Regions from separate parts of the Homo sapiens genome. Here region 2 is linked to region 1. A link is an interaction called in ENCODE POLR2A ChIA-PET data of the cell type or tissue named here. Cell type or tissue: PC-9. All regions are shown on one strand. Each heading gives the region's core, and the rest is flanking DNA. Links, peaks and the distances in the headings are about the cores only.

Evidence for each region. Peaks named below come from ENCODE experiments on the same cell type or tissue, not always from the same donor. Only the 100,000 strongest peaks of a DNase experiment are listed, where the experiment ranks them.
Region 2: POLR2A ChIA-PET joins it to region 1 with 8 read pairs; 6 of 35 experiments call an interaction of 5 or more read pairs at or near these places.

What each region holds. Positions count from the first base shown.
Region 1 is chr3:61,892,642-61,897,641 of GRCh38, reverse strand. All of the region lies in intron 2 of PTPRG (protein tyrosine phosphatase receptor type G), which reads right to left. Among named protein-coding and RNA genes, the nearest start is that of PTPRG, 330 kb to the right of the region's middle. In PC-9, for the core only: no CTCF peak of the experiment used is centred there; a DNase peak (open chromatin) is centred at 2,461; H3K27ac peaks cover 987 bases.
Region 2 is chr3:61,570,050-61,579,748 of GRCh38, reverse strand. The region is part of intron 1 of PTPRG (protein tyrosine phosphatase receptor type G); the gene reads right to left. Among named protein-coding and RNA genes, the nearest start is that of PTPRG, 13 kb to the right of the region's middle. In PC-9, for the core only: no CTCF peak of the experiment used is centred there; no DNase peak of the experiment used is centred there.

The DNA of each region.
Region 1 (5,000 bases), core at 1-5,000:
TTCCTATTAAAATCCCAGGAAAGTTTTTGCAGACATCCACAAGACTATAAAACTTCTATAGAATAGCACAGGCCCTAGAATGGCTACAAAAATCTTGACAGAACAATCGAGAGAGAAGAATCTTTCTACCTGATATTGACTTACTGTACAGCTATAGTAATCACGACAGTGTGATATTGGTGGAGAGATAGGGACATCAATCAATGGAACAGAAGAGAGAACCCAGAAATAGACTCAAACAAATATGCTCAACTCATTTTTGATGAAGATATAAAATTAATGGAAGAATACCCTTTTCAACAGATGGTGCCAAAGTAACTGGAAAACCTTAGGCAAAAAAAAAGAGAAGATCAGCCTAAACCTCACACCTCATACAAACATTAACTCAAAATGGATCATCTATTTAAATTTCAATTGTAAAACTATAAAATTTTCAGAAAAACATAGGAGAGAATCTTGGTAACGTAGGGCTAAGCCCTACATTCTTAGTGTTCTTAGACCTGAACACTAAGAGCATGATCTATAAAAGGAAAATTTGATAAACTGAGCCTAATAAAAACTAAAAACTTTTCTGCCAAGAAAGCTCATAAAGACAAAATAACACAGGATAAACACACAAGTTACAGACTGGGAAAAATACTTGCACACCACAAATTCAACAAAGGACTAGTATTCAGAATATATTAAAAAAAAAACCTCTCAAAATTTAATAGTAAGAAGGAAAAAAATACAATTAGAAAAGAGAATCGGCAGAAGACACGAATAGTTCACCAAAGACGACATACAGATAGCAAATAAGCATGGGAAAAGTTGTTCAACATCATTACCCATTAGGTAAATGCAGATTCAAACTACAATGAGATATCACTACATTGGTGATCCAAAAGGCTAAAGTAAAAAATTAAAAATCAGTATCAATATCAATATCAAATTGTAATGTCAAAAATTGCCAAGGCTGCAGAGATATGTTGCTACAGGAATGCAAAATGGTACAGCCACTCTGGAAAACCATTTGCCAATTTCTCATAAAACTGCATACGTAACTACCACACAACCCAGCAATTGGACTCTTGGTTATTAATTCCAGAGAAATAGAAAATGTAGGTTCATAGAAAAACCTGTACACACATGTTCCCAGCAGCTTTATCTGTAATAGCCAAAAACTGGAATCAGTCCAGATATCCTTCAATAAGTGAAAGGTTAAACTGTGGCACATCTACACCTTGGCATATTACTCAACAATAAAACAGAACAAACACTGATATACACAAAATGGATGAGTTCCCGAGAATTATTCCAAGTGAAAGAAAAGCAATCTGCAAAGATTAAATATTGTATGATTCCACTTATGTAACATTTTTGAAGTGACAAAAGCTTTAGAAATGAAGACAGATTAGAGGTTTCTAGGAGTTAGAGATGGGAGGAGGGAGGAGGTAGGCGTGGTTATAAAAGGGAAACATGAGGGATCCTTATGGTATTGGAACTGTTCAGTATCTTGACTGGGATAGTGGATACATGAACCTACGCAAATGACAAAATTATATAGAATTTATACACACATGCACACACCTACATAATGCACATAATAAGTATAAATTAAAATCAGGAAATCTGAAGAAGATCAGTGGACTATATCCATATCAATATCCTGTGATATACCATAGTTTTACCAGAATGCTACCTTTGGGGAAACTAGGCAAAGTATATAAGTGATATCTCTGTATTATTTTTTACAACTGTATGTGAACCTACAATCTGAATAAAAATTTAAATTTAAAAAGTGCAGGTTGATAGCCAGAAGAGAGAAATTACATGGTGAGAATCCTGAAATATAAATGGTATCACTTTCAAATTTTTAAAGAGAACCAACTCTCATCTGCAGCAACAGGTGACATCACATCACTAAATAGGAAACTTCATTTTTTATCACTTGTTTCAGCCCCTAATCACAATAAAACTTAAACTGCTACCAAGAAGCCCAACAAACATATTTCGAAACACAAAACTTGACTTTCAAAAATAAAATGCCCTCCTGGTGATACTTTCAAAGTCAAAAGGTGGCCTACTCTGTCTTAAGACATGTGGATAATTGCTCCTCAGTTTCTAAGGTCAAAATCCTATACATTTATATGCACAGCATGCGATTTTACAAGCTCGGAAACCTGGAGCAAATGATTAGCTGAACTGTAAACTTAATCACTAGCAAGATAGGCCAGCAGATCTAAGAAAAAATAAAAAGACAAGGAGAAAAGCATTTTAATAACCATGAAGGTACTCTATTCTGTTGCTAAGCAGGAAGTTTACATGAAAGGGTGTGAGGTTCAGCTCTTTGTGGCTACTTCCCCTAAAAGTACGGTCCAAGAAACACCCTGCATCAATCACTTTCCAGATCCCTTGGCTCCCAGCCAGACCAACTAAGTCAGAGTAATGCTTGAAAAAACCACTGTGACAAGCTATGAAGTGACTCATACGCATGAGTTTCAGAAGCCCTGTTAGAACACTTACCTGTTTATAATTTACTGCTGTCTTCTTCCTGCTGAGGAGTGATTCTCATCAGGGATCCATTCTGCCCCTAGGGGATGTTTAACGACGTCCATCTGGAGACACTGGTTGTCACAGCTATGGGGGCAGAGGGCCCAGAGATACTGCTAACCATTCCACAATGTACAAGATACCCTCCTACAACAAAGACTTATGGGGCCCCAAATATCAATGGTGCTGAGATTCAAACTCCTGACAGAGAGGGATGCTAGCATTGCATTTAACAAAAGGATCGCTAACATACAATTAAAAAAAAAAATAAAAGCAAGATTAATAACTTAGAGCTACTAAGTGGATCTGATCTCCAAGGGCAAAGGTAGCTGTTACTCCCTTGATCTTCTCAAATCTGATTCATCCCAAGGAAGAAGGTTTTCTTTGTGACCATGTTTTAAGAGCCTCATTGCTGGAGCCATAAAGCCCAAGTTGAAATCACAGTTTTGACACTTAATATCTAATATCTGGGTGACATTAAGTTAGGCGATTACCTTTAGTAAGTCTCTATTATCTGTAAAGGGGAATTAATGACTGTTCTTCACCCTAAGAGCTGTTAGAAAAATGAAAATAAATAAGAGATGACTGTCAAAAACCATAGCATGGATCCCAAAAATAAATGTTTTGTTATTACTAATGAACTCTTTCCAATTTTTACTCCAGTCTTTTTATTTCTCAGCTGCCAACAGAGTAAACCATCTTTTTCAGATTAAATTTGGTTACTCTTTTAAATAGTTTCCAACTCCTCCAGCACCAGATAAGATAAAAGCTGACCTTTTTTTTTTTTTTTTTTTTTTTTTTTTTTTTTGACACAGAGTCTTGCTCTGTTGCCCGGGCTGGAGTGAAGTGGCACAATCTTGGCTCACTGCAGCCTCCACCTTCCAGGTTCAAGCAATTCTTTCGCCTCAGCTCCCAGTAGCTGGGATTACAGGCACGCACCACTACACCCAGCTGATTTTTGCATTTTTAGTAGAGACGGGGTTTTGCCATGTTGACCAGACTGGTCTTGAACTCCTGACCTCAAGTGATCTGCCCACCTCAGCCTCTCACAGTGCTGGGATTAGAGGCGTGACCATTTCTAATTAGCCTGTAAACTTAGTGCCAGCTGCTTTCTCTGCAAATAACACCCCCACCACCAGCTTCTCTATCAGTCCCAAATACTCTCAGGTAACAGACAACTTTAACAAGGAGGAAACCACCACTCCTATTAGCCCAGTAGTAAGTGACCTGACCAGCACCAAAGAAATGTTTGAAAGATACATCCTTTAAGAGTTGTTTGCATAAACGAAATGTTTCTCTTAAAAGTTCCCTAACCATACCAACTGGATGCCCCCGCTCAAGAATCCAAGTCCAATCAACAAATATTTATTATACACCACTGAAAGCCTGATGATAAAATGGTGAACACACAGACGTAGCTCCTGCCCTTAATAATCATGGTTTAGAAGAAAATGTTTCACATAAAGACTCCAAAACATACCTCATTAGATGAAAGAAAACCTGTCTTACCAAAAAAAGTATCACCCAGTCCTCAAGTGGATTTTTGTATGAGCCATCCAAACTGCAGAGGCAGCTGCGCCATAGCGGTTAAGACTACCAAAGCTAACGGTAGATAATGGGCTCTTCCACCTACAGTCAATAATCAATCACTCTGGGTAATCACTCTGGATCTACTTTGCCCAAAATGCTAAAAAGAGATATTGACATTGACTACCTTATGGGGTTCTTATGAGAATTAAGTTAGTTTAACAGTACCTGGGGCTCAATTTATAGTGGCTATTTTTATACTTATTACCAAAGGAATTGGGATTTCAAAAACTGGCATCCTGCAGTTCATAATTCTTCAACAAGTCTACAAGAACATCTTTCAGCAGCTTGCAGACACACTGACTTTCCCAAAATATGCTATCTCCTAAAACATTGATAAATTCTTAAATTTTCTGTACTGAGAGCACTCCAATTAGAACTTCCTCCACTATCACACATGGCTCCCAGCAGCATTCATCTGCACCTCATCAGCAGTCGACGATAATGACGTGCCACCCATCAAGATAACAGTCTAAATGTAAGAACATCTGTTACATCCCTGCATTAGAAACTGGGAATGAAGGTTTTGAATCGAGTTTGATTCTTATGCTGTATTGTATCTACTCTTTAGTTATTAACCAGCCTAACCCCTTAAGATGGTCTTATTAAAAACTGAACAAAGTGAGCCCCAATTTTTATTTCATTCATTAATACACATACATATCAATAATCAATTAAAGGGACCCAGGTACTTTTTTTTTTTTTTGAGACAGAGTTTTGCTCTTGTTGCTCAGGCTGGAGCGCAATGACACGATCTCGGCTCACTGCAACCTCCCCCTCCCGGGTTCAGGCGATTCTCCTGCCTCAGCCTCCTGAGTAGCTGGGATTACAGGAACGTTCCACCACACCCGGCTAATTTTGTATTTTTAGTAAAGAAGGGG
Region 2 (9,699 bases), core at 4,649-9,648, 320 kb after region 1:
ACTCAGCTCTTAAAGTACCCAAAATTCAATCCAATAAGTGCAATTCACAAGCTGCGCGTAGATGGTATCCATGTATGAACAGAAACACCACACTGTTAGAAAGAAGAGCACTGGCTTTGGAGTCAGAAGCCTGGCTTTCGCCGCTTTCCAAGTTACGTGATACAGGGCAAATTTCTTAACTTAGCAAAACCTCAACTTTTACACCTGGAAAATGCAAGGATGAATTACAGATAAAGTGTGTCCAGCCCCTAAGATGAAGTTATTTTATTTTACCAGCTCATGCTCACAGTAGGTGCTCAAAAAATGGTTTGTGTTAGCCACATTGTAAAAAACACGTGTCGGAATAGCAGCAGAATTTCAGGATGCCCTCCCTCACCCCTGGTGAAGGAGATGTTCTTCCCTTGGGGCTTTCAGTGGAAAATACTACACAAGAGTAAAACTCCCAGACCCCATGAAGGGACACGGGGAGAGGGAGCTGTCGCTAGAGGCAGATGCAGGTGATCACAGCACTCCCTAGAAAGGGTTTGCCTTGATAACGTAGCAAGAGATAACTTGGCCAAAGTTCCGTGTGAACAGAAAGGTCTGAAGGACTAGTCTCTTTCAGAGTCACTCTGAAGTCTGGCTCTGCTGGAGGGTATTAGCTAGTCCTCAGGGAACTCTTTTTGTTCCCACTCCCATGTGGACACTCACAGGCTGCTCTCAGAAGCCCTCCCCTGAGTTTCCAAGGCTCGAGATGGGGCCTGAGGATCCTCCAGCGCCCCTTCAACACACTAACTGCAAGACTTTAACATCCTTGTTTATCCCTCGTAAAAGAACTTACCACTGAAACCCAGATTCTTATCACCTGCACCAAACAAAGGGCATGTGTCCACCCTGCCAAACATTCCCTGGGAAGGAAGTATTTCCATCGGGGGAACCTCAAAAACAATTAAACAGGGATGGGGTTTTCCCAGCTGTGCCTTTGCATCCCTCCCTAGCCATTAGCCACCACTGCCCATTTCCTTGGCCTGTGGATGCACATGGACTCAATGGGATCCAAGCTAGAAGCCCTTCTGGGCAGACCTAACTGTTTTCTCAGATGGGTATGTCCTGTCTGCCTCTCACATTCTCCACATTTTAATTTCCAAATTAAGTAGCAGGCTGGAGAGTAGAGAATATTCACCTTACTTGGAAAAGCCACCCATTTTAGCATTCTGTTGGAGAAAGGAACCAAACATCCCAAGAGGGGATTTTGGATGTCTCTACACTACTCAGATGCAGAGACCACCACCCAATCCAACTGGTCAAATAAATCCACAGCTGTATTAAAGCCTGGACCACTGGTAATACCCTGGAGTCCACAGCTTGGATCCTAAATGAGCTTGGCTATTCATGAAATACATGAAATTATAAAGCTCTTTCATCAGGCACCAGGGGCTGATTGCTGCAATGGATTATATCAGTCTGTCAAGAAGCTTCCGCAGGCCGTGTGCAATCTCTGAAAATCTCCAAGTTCCCTTCTACCTTTCAAATTGCTGAGCAGGAGCTCAAGCGAGATGTTGTTCCTGGATTTTCTAGGTAGCAGGGACCAGTCTGCAACCCACACAGGTCCCACGATGTAGCACCAACAGGAACTAGGAGAGGGAGAAATCAATGCCAGGAACTCTGCTAAATGTCTACTCATGAGCTGGTAAAATAATAACAACGGCTTTTATTTTCAAGTGCTCCCTAGATGCCAAGGCCTGTGCCAAATGCCTTACATGGTTTACCTCATTTACTCCTCCAACAACCTCACAGAGCAGGGACTGTTAAACCCATTTCACAGATGGGTAAACAGGCACACAAAGCTAAATGACCCTAACCTGCTATCCTAACATACCCGGAATATCCCAGAGGCAGTATCTTCTAGGAGACAACCTTCTCCATCAATTACAAGAGTTTCTCTTAGCCCTACATTTTGAAGGGGTAGGGAAGAGAAAACAGGTAATCAATGTCACACAGGGGATTACAGCTGTGAAATGCTCTTCTGGAAGGTGAGAAAAGGTTGGAAAGAGCTCTCTAGACCAGTGCCGTCCGATAAAAATACAATGCGAGCTACAAATGCGAGCCACATGTGTAATTTAAAATTTTATGGTAGTCACATGAAACAGTAAAAGGAAACAAGTGACAGTAATTTCAATGGCATTTTCTACTTAATATATCTAAAATATCATTTTAATAGGCAGTCAATGAAAAGTTTTAATGAGATATTTCACATTCTTTTTTCATTTGTCTTTGAAATCTGGTGTATATTTTACACTTGAAGCACATCTCAATTTAGACATGCCATACTTGAAGTGTTTACTAGCCACAGGTGGCTGGTGGCTACCATATTGAACAGAGAGCTCTATAGACATTTCACATTCATTAAGCAAAGGCTCAACATCAAAAGGAATCTTGAGGTGGAAAAACTCATATACAGGAAACAAATACGGGATTACCTGATGTCATCCGAGTACTTGGTATGTTACCAAGCACCTAAAATTTATCTGATGTCAGCTTTGCAAATGAATTCCTTTCACCTTTCATGCCTACTCTTCAATTTCCTTATCAAAAATAACACTGATCAGAGGACCACTCAAATTTTGAGAAACAAGCTACCCTAAAGGTAACAATCAACTTATTCAGAACAAACATAAGATACTCTGTCAGGTATAAACAACAGAGGGAAAAGATCCAATAAGTCAATCACAGTTTTAAAAACTGCTGTCACCAAGCCCATTCTTAACACTTACTTAAATAGCTAAGAATTCAGAAAGGTGTCACTTCGGAATATAAACACTCCTACAAGCGCCATAATCTGATGCAAAACCCCTGGGCTTTGAAGGAAAAATAAGCAAGTGAATTTAGATCCCTATACCTCCATTAGTGGATCTTACCAATTAAAATATGATGTAACCACCATCAAGAGACTGGATTTTTTTTTCTGAATAAACAAATGTGAGTCAAATATAAGTTCAAATCAATTTTATGGACAAGCAAACCTTAAAAATTGCCCATGTAGCAGCACACCTATTTCCAAGAATACAGTAGCCACTTGGATACACCTCTCTTTCTCATGCTATTTTCGAAGGTTGGTTAATCTGCCTTATTATAGGCACAGAGATGGCACAAAAGTCCTCTCCCAGACCAACTATTGAAAATGATTCTAAGACCTCGTTCAGGCTTCAGTAGCAAAAAGCTCTGTGATCAATTAGCAACATCTACCACAGCTATGGGAATGGGGACCATTGGCTCAAATGCCAACCTCCAATTCCTCTGTAGAAAAACTGCAAAATAACACACAGGGACAGGAAGAAGACATATGCTGTTCACTTTCACTGAATGTCCCTGTTTATATGCACCTAGGGGGTGTGACTGGCCCCATATTAACACAAAGATATACAGCAAGGCATGTGTACCCTACTCGTGCTGATAATTTCAGCAATGAGAATATGAAGAGTAGCTATGAACCTTTTTCTTCAAGGTGGGAGATATAGGACAAATTAAATCCTAAAAGCCATCTTTGCTAAACCTCTGTCAAAAAAACAAACAAACAAACAAAAAACCTCTTCCTGGTAGCCCTGTGAGCCTTAATTCATCACACTCCTGCTCTGCACAGAAGAAAGCATGACAACAGCCAAAAGCCAGTTCAGATTCTGGTTCTGCCACTTTATTCGCTGTGGGATCTCTGCTGTCACAGCTCCAGCTCTCTCCCATGTCTTCACAACAGTGGCATAGCATTCGTTGAGAGCGTGTTTAGGCACACTTTTGTTTCATGAATCTTAAACACTGGCTATTAAAAACAGGTACCATTTATAAAATTTTGTGTGCCAGCCGGGCACAGTGGCTCATGTCTATAATATCAGCTCCAGCACTTTGGAAGGCCGATGAAGGCACATCACCTGAGTTCAGGAGTTCGAGACCAGCCTGGCCAACATGGTGCCAACATGGTGAAACCTCATCTCTATGTAAAATATAAAAATTAGCCGGGCGTGGTGGCATGCGCCTGTAATTCCAGCTACTCAGGAGGCTGAGGCAGGGAGAACTGCTTGAACCCGGGAGGCAGAGGTTTCAGCGAGCCGAAAGTGCGCCACTGAACAGTCTGGGTGACAAAGCGAGACTCCATCTCAAAAAAAAAAAAAAAAAAAAAGTTCTGTGTGCCTAATGCTTTTCTGGTGCTTTGCACACACATCTCATTTAATATTCACAAGGACTCAAGAAGGTTGAAATTCTCATTATCCCCATTTTAAAGGTAAGAAAACCAATAAAGTTAAGTAACTGGCCAAAGTTAGCAAAGGACAAAGCTAGGATTCACTCTGGTACCTGCAAAAAAATGCATTTTTTTTTAAATACACATTTGCCACTGGCCTCTTTCATCAGAATCCACTTGTCTTCAAGTCTCATTCCCTCAACCCCATTTAAAGGTTCCAAGGCATATAAGATTTATTTTCACAAAATCCTTTGTTTATGTGGTCAGAGTGCTTACATTTCCCCTAGACTCCCCAGAAATCAATTTTACCTCCACTTCGCATCATAAGGAGCAGCAGAAATTTCAAGAACCAGCAACTCCCTCATTTCAGTTAAGAAACTTCACTAGCAACTGACGTGTTCTTCTAAAAACCACATCCTAAAATATGTTCAGAAAGAACTCTAACGCTAAAGTTATGCGCTGCTATGGTTTCGGTCTGTCCTCACCAAATCTTGTTGAAATTTGATCCTCAACATGGTGGTGCTGGGAAGTGGAGCCTAGTGGAAGTTGTCTGAGTCATGAGGGTGGGTCCCTCACGAATGGCTTGGTGCCATTCTCGAGGCAGTGACTGAGTTCTCATTCTGGCAAGCCCGAGTCACTTCTCGTGGGAATGGATTAGTTCCCTTGAGCGGGGTTGTTACGAAGCCAGGGCATCACTTGGGTTTTGCCTCTCTTTGCACATGTCCACTTCCCCTTCCACCTTCTCCACCATGTTATGATGCAGCACAAAAGCCCTCACCAGACACCAGGGCCGTGCCCTCGAACTTCCCAGCCTGTAAAACTGTAAGCTAAATAAACCTCTTTTCTTTATAAACTACCCAGTCTCAGATAATGTTACAGCAACATAAAATGGACTAAGACCTCTAGCATGCAAACCTCTATCACATGAAATAATTTCAGCAGCTTCTGCCCAAATTGACTGACTGGGAAAATGAGAAGCTAGTGCCTAAAACTGTCAAGAGATTTTCTGCACCCTCCACTCGTAACCTTTACACACATGTAAATAAGAGAAAATGACTAGTTTTAGAAGAGAAAACAACTGGTGGGAAGAGGGATAAAACAGGGCAGGCATTGACTAGCAATGTGTTCTAGAAAACTTAGCTTCTGCCTGTGCACATTAGAATCACCATGATGCACCAGCCAACATCTGTCTCATCAAGGGCAGTAGATCTGGTGACCAACTAGTACTTGTCAACCAAGCAAAAATGATCAGCTCAGGCAAGCCCTTCTCCTAGTCCAACCTGCACAAAGCCATTACTGGGCAATGGCATTCATTTTTGCGCTCTACTGTCAGCTGAGGCAAGCTCTGCTGCTCTCTGCATACCTCATTCACTGTTTCTGGAACAAAGCACTAATAAGAGGGCTACCTTCTCCTGAATCACCTAAGAGCCAAGGCCACTTTTGATACAATGACCACCAGATTCACAGAATTTAGCTTAAATTATTCCACAAGAGAGGAAAAAAAAAAAAGGTTTACTACCATTGCAACCATCAAAACATAACCCTGCTGTCCTATAGACATTTGTCCTCTAATTAGAATGGAATCCCGTTCTCAGCAACAGATACCTTAGCAGCCAACAGAAGGTACGAATTTAGCTTCTCTTTTTAAAGATAAACTTCAACCACCATGACAATATATATACTCAGAATTCTCTTAAGGAAGATATTAACCTTGGATAGTGTATCTCTTAAGACACAATATACAAACATGAGATATCTTGAAACTACATACAGTGACATCAATGTCTTCTAAAACATCCTATAATCATTTGAAGAGCATTATCTACTCATTCTGTCAGCCCTCATACATGACTACCACTACTGACACACCAAAGACACAGCACAAGGAGGAATGTGGTCCTGCCCTCAAAGAACATAGCCTAATTTGGCTCTGAATCACATGTGGGGAATTCATGTAAATGTATTGCGTATCACGGTGACCACTTAATGAACATGTACTAAAACAAGGGTGAAGGAATCATCCCCTCAAATCTTCCATCTGTAATAGTCAAAAGCTAGCCACTCTATTGTACAAAGTTCAGGCTTTCGCATGTTGTTGTTGTAAAAATTAAAATGTGCACTATTTCTATCATTTATTGGAAATCCATGTGCAAAAATTAGGAGGGCAGCAATATTGTGTAAAAAAAACTAAGTAGCAAGGGACCCACTAATATGGCATCTCCAATATTAATGTACTCAGATCCTACTCTATTAATAGTCACTGGCTTTCCCCCCCTTGTCCCCCGACATCATACCCCTTCTTGGGCCATCTGATAACAAGAAACTGATCAAGAGAACCAGCTCTTAAATGAGCGATTTTTCAAAACACACTTTTGTCTTAACTGAACAAGCTAACAGAAATTCAAATCAACCAGGGAAGTCAACACATGACTGTGAAATATCCAAGGAGCAGGCCATTTGTAGAGCCAGAAAACGACACAGCCAGGAGAGGTGAGCTTCAGCTTCATAAGCAAGATTGACAGGAAAGAAGTCATGTCATCAGCCAGCAATGCACCTGTGTGCACTAGCGCATGTGCCCACGCACATGGTTATACATGACCAATCCAGGCAATACAAAACCCCAAACAAGCCCAAAGAAAAAATCTGTCCCTCAGGAAAATCACCTATGCTTGGGTGACAAACACCTCCAGGGACCAGCTGAGTATTGTAAATAACCACTACGGGACAGGTGTGTGCCCCATCCCAAGGGGTAGCACTATTTAATTTCAGGTTAATGTTGTTGCCAAGCACTAACATAGGCCCTAGGCTGCTAGACCTTCCTATTTTTCAAGAGTAACCCCACTTTCACGGGAAGCTGTCATGAGGGCCGGGGCTTCCATCTGTTTTGGTCACCATTGTCTCCCCCAGTGCCTAGAACAGCACCTGGCATGCTCTAGGCACCCAGAAACTTGTTGATGGCATGAATGCAAAATGACTGATTTTTAATGCATTCTTAATTTTTAATTTATTTTTTCTTTTAAATGCAGTATGGCCAAAAGAACATCTGTAGAATTCCAGATAACCCAAATAAATGCCTGTCCTTTCTCCATTTCTCCTTTCCAGACACAAGATCCAGAACGAGCTTCGTTTCTCATTTTAGACAAAGACGTCTGCCCCCACCACTCCAATCATAAATCACATTAGATAGTTTTAAACGCTATACACATAACTTTGTTGACATGAGCAAATCTCCATATTTTTTTTAACTTGGTCTCCAGAAGAAATAAGGTTTCATGTTTAAAAAACAAACAAACAAACAAAAACATAGCTTATAGGCATTCCATTAACCAAGTTCCACTCACCACCTTGTCTGCTACTCCCTCAGGATAATCCGTAGCAAGGTTAGCAAGATAATGGAAGGGTTCTCAACGCCTTAGGAAGCAAACCCTCACAGGAAAAAGTCAACAAGTGCACCTCACAAATCACAGTGTGTCCTGGGCATCTGACTTGCATACTGCAAAAAGACCATAACCCTTCCAAACTGCCTAGCCTGGAATCAACAATCTCTAAAATTCCAGAAAAAAATTTTAGAAGCCATTTAGTGAAGGGTGAGGCAAACAACCCGAAAGAAATTGAGGGTCTTGCCCAAGATCCCACAGCTGGTTTGGCTGGCTCCCATGGCTAGTTCCAAACTCCAGAGGAAAAATGCAGAATCCAAGCCATTTCTTGCCAAACACAACACCCTCAGACCTTTCCTGAAGTTATGATTCAGAGCCTGCTGCCCACACTTAGATGATATACATGGGACAGTAAAAATACCGCATTACTACAAAGTAACCATATTCAAAGCCCCAAACAAAAGTTCTCAAATTACAAAGCAAATCAATTTAGGTAATTTGGAAGAGGAGTAGTGTCAAAAAAAAACTCACCACCAACAAATTCAGACTCTATCCACAGTTATTATCAGCTTATTCAGAAGCTAAAGTAATTTGCTGAAAGGTCATCTCTTCAACGTAACCAAATAAAATCCTATACTAATTGCATTACTTACTTATTTAATTGTAGCAAGTACAGGAAGACACCTTTATTCCACCCAGTGTTCATGGCACTTGCTTATATGGGAAAAGTAACAGGGTGAAATACATAAAAAGCTAGATCTTTCAATTGGCCCTCCTGTGCAATTAGGAAAAATAGTTTCCATACTCTCTTCAAAAAGCAAATGGTCTGAAATAAAATTTAAAAAAAATCCTGAGCAATGATTAGAGAAACATATTACAGTCACCGCCCCCCACCGCTCCCCGCGCCTTGCTACCCCGGTGACCTTGGACCTACCTTCTTCAACTTTAGTTTCCTAACCCTACAGTGGAAATAATCATGGTTCATACTTCCAGGGATGATTAAAAGCATATAAAATGCTCAAGCACGGGGCATAGATCACATGTGCTTGGTAAGCGTAGGCTATTATAATTACTATTCCCATTTTATAGATTAAAAGGGTGAGGCCCATTTGCCCAAGGTAAATGCTGTAATGAACTAAGAATTTCAACCCAGGTCTCTGTGGTTTTGGTGTGGATTCTGAATAAGAGATATGTATATCTGAAACTCCCAGAGCCCCAGCGCCACCCAACCCCACTTCCGTAAGATGTTGGGTAACCACCCTTAGCTACCCACAGACAGAGCTAAGCCTCCACACTTACTGAAGAGAAACGCTTCTGGAAAAGTGTCATTTTAAAAACAGGTAGAACTCATTTATAAATAACCACCGCTTTGTAAATAAATCCTTTTGACAATTCTTAAAAAGTTCTCGAGACAACCTTAAAAAGTCAGTAATATTTCCTCACTAATCTGGACTATGCTTTTATGCTTGGTCAATTGCTTATGGCTGTGTCCCCTTATCCAAATCATTCCCAATTAATGAACAGATCTGATTTAAGTGCACTGCAGGATTCATGAGGCAGCAATGCTATGAAAACTCAAATACCTCTTAGATGTATATTGTAACTAGTATGAATTCCTCAAAAGTATATCCACTGCATTATACAACACCCTGCTTCACTCACTTAGAAAGACAGTATCACAGACCCAAAAATAAGACCAGTTGTCCTATTTTCTTACATGGAAGTGTTACATATTCCATGAACTATGCTTTCATTTTTTTCTTTTTTAGTTGCTAGAATTCAGCAGCCAACTGTGTCACTTTGCTACTCCCCAAAAATAGCTAAACTGAGTAGTTTAAAATCACATTTTGTTGTTTGGCCAGAAAAATATCATGCTGATTTCAGTCTGCAAAAAAAAAAAAGAAAAGATTAGAGGGTACGAGGTGTGCATCAGTGTTTGGTTCTCTCTCATATGCTCTGTAGCTCTGAATCCATGAACATATAGAGACAGGACATCAATGTGTTCAAGTGTCACACAAGTGTAAAATAAAAGCAAACACCCAACTACTGTTTGCTTCCCATCAGTGGAGCCAAATTGAATCCCAGTAATGAGTAACCTATTTCCCTCCATTA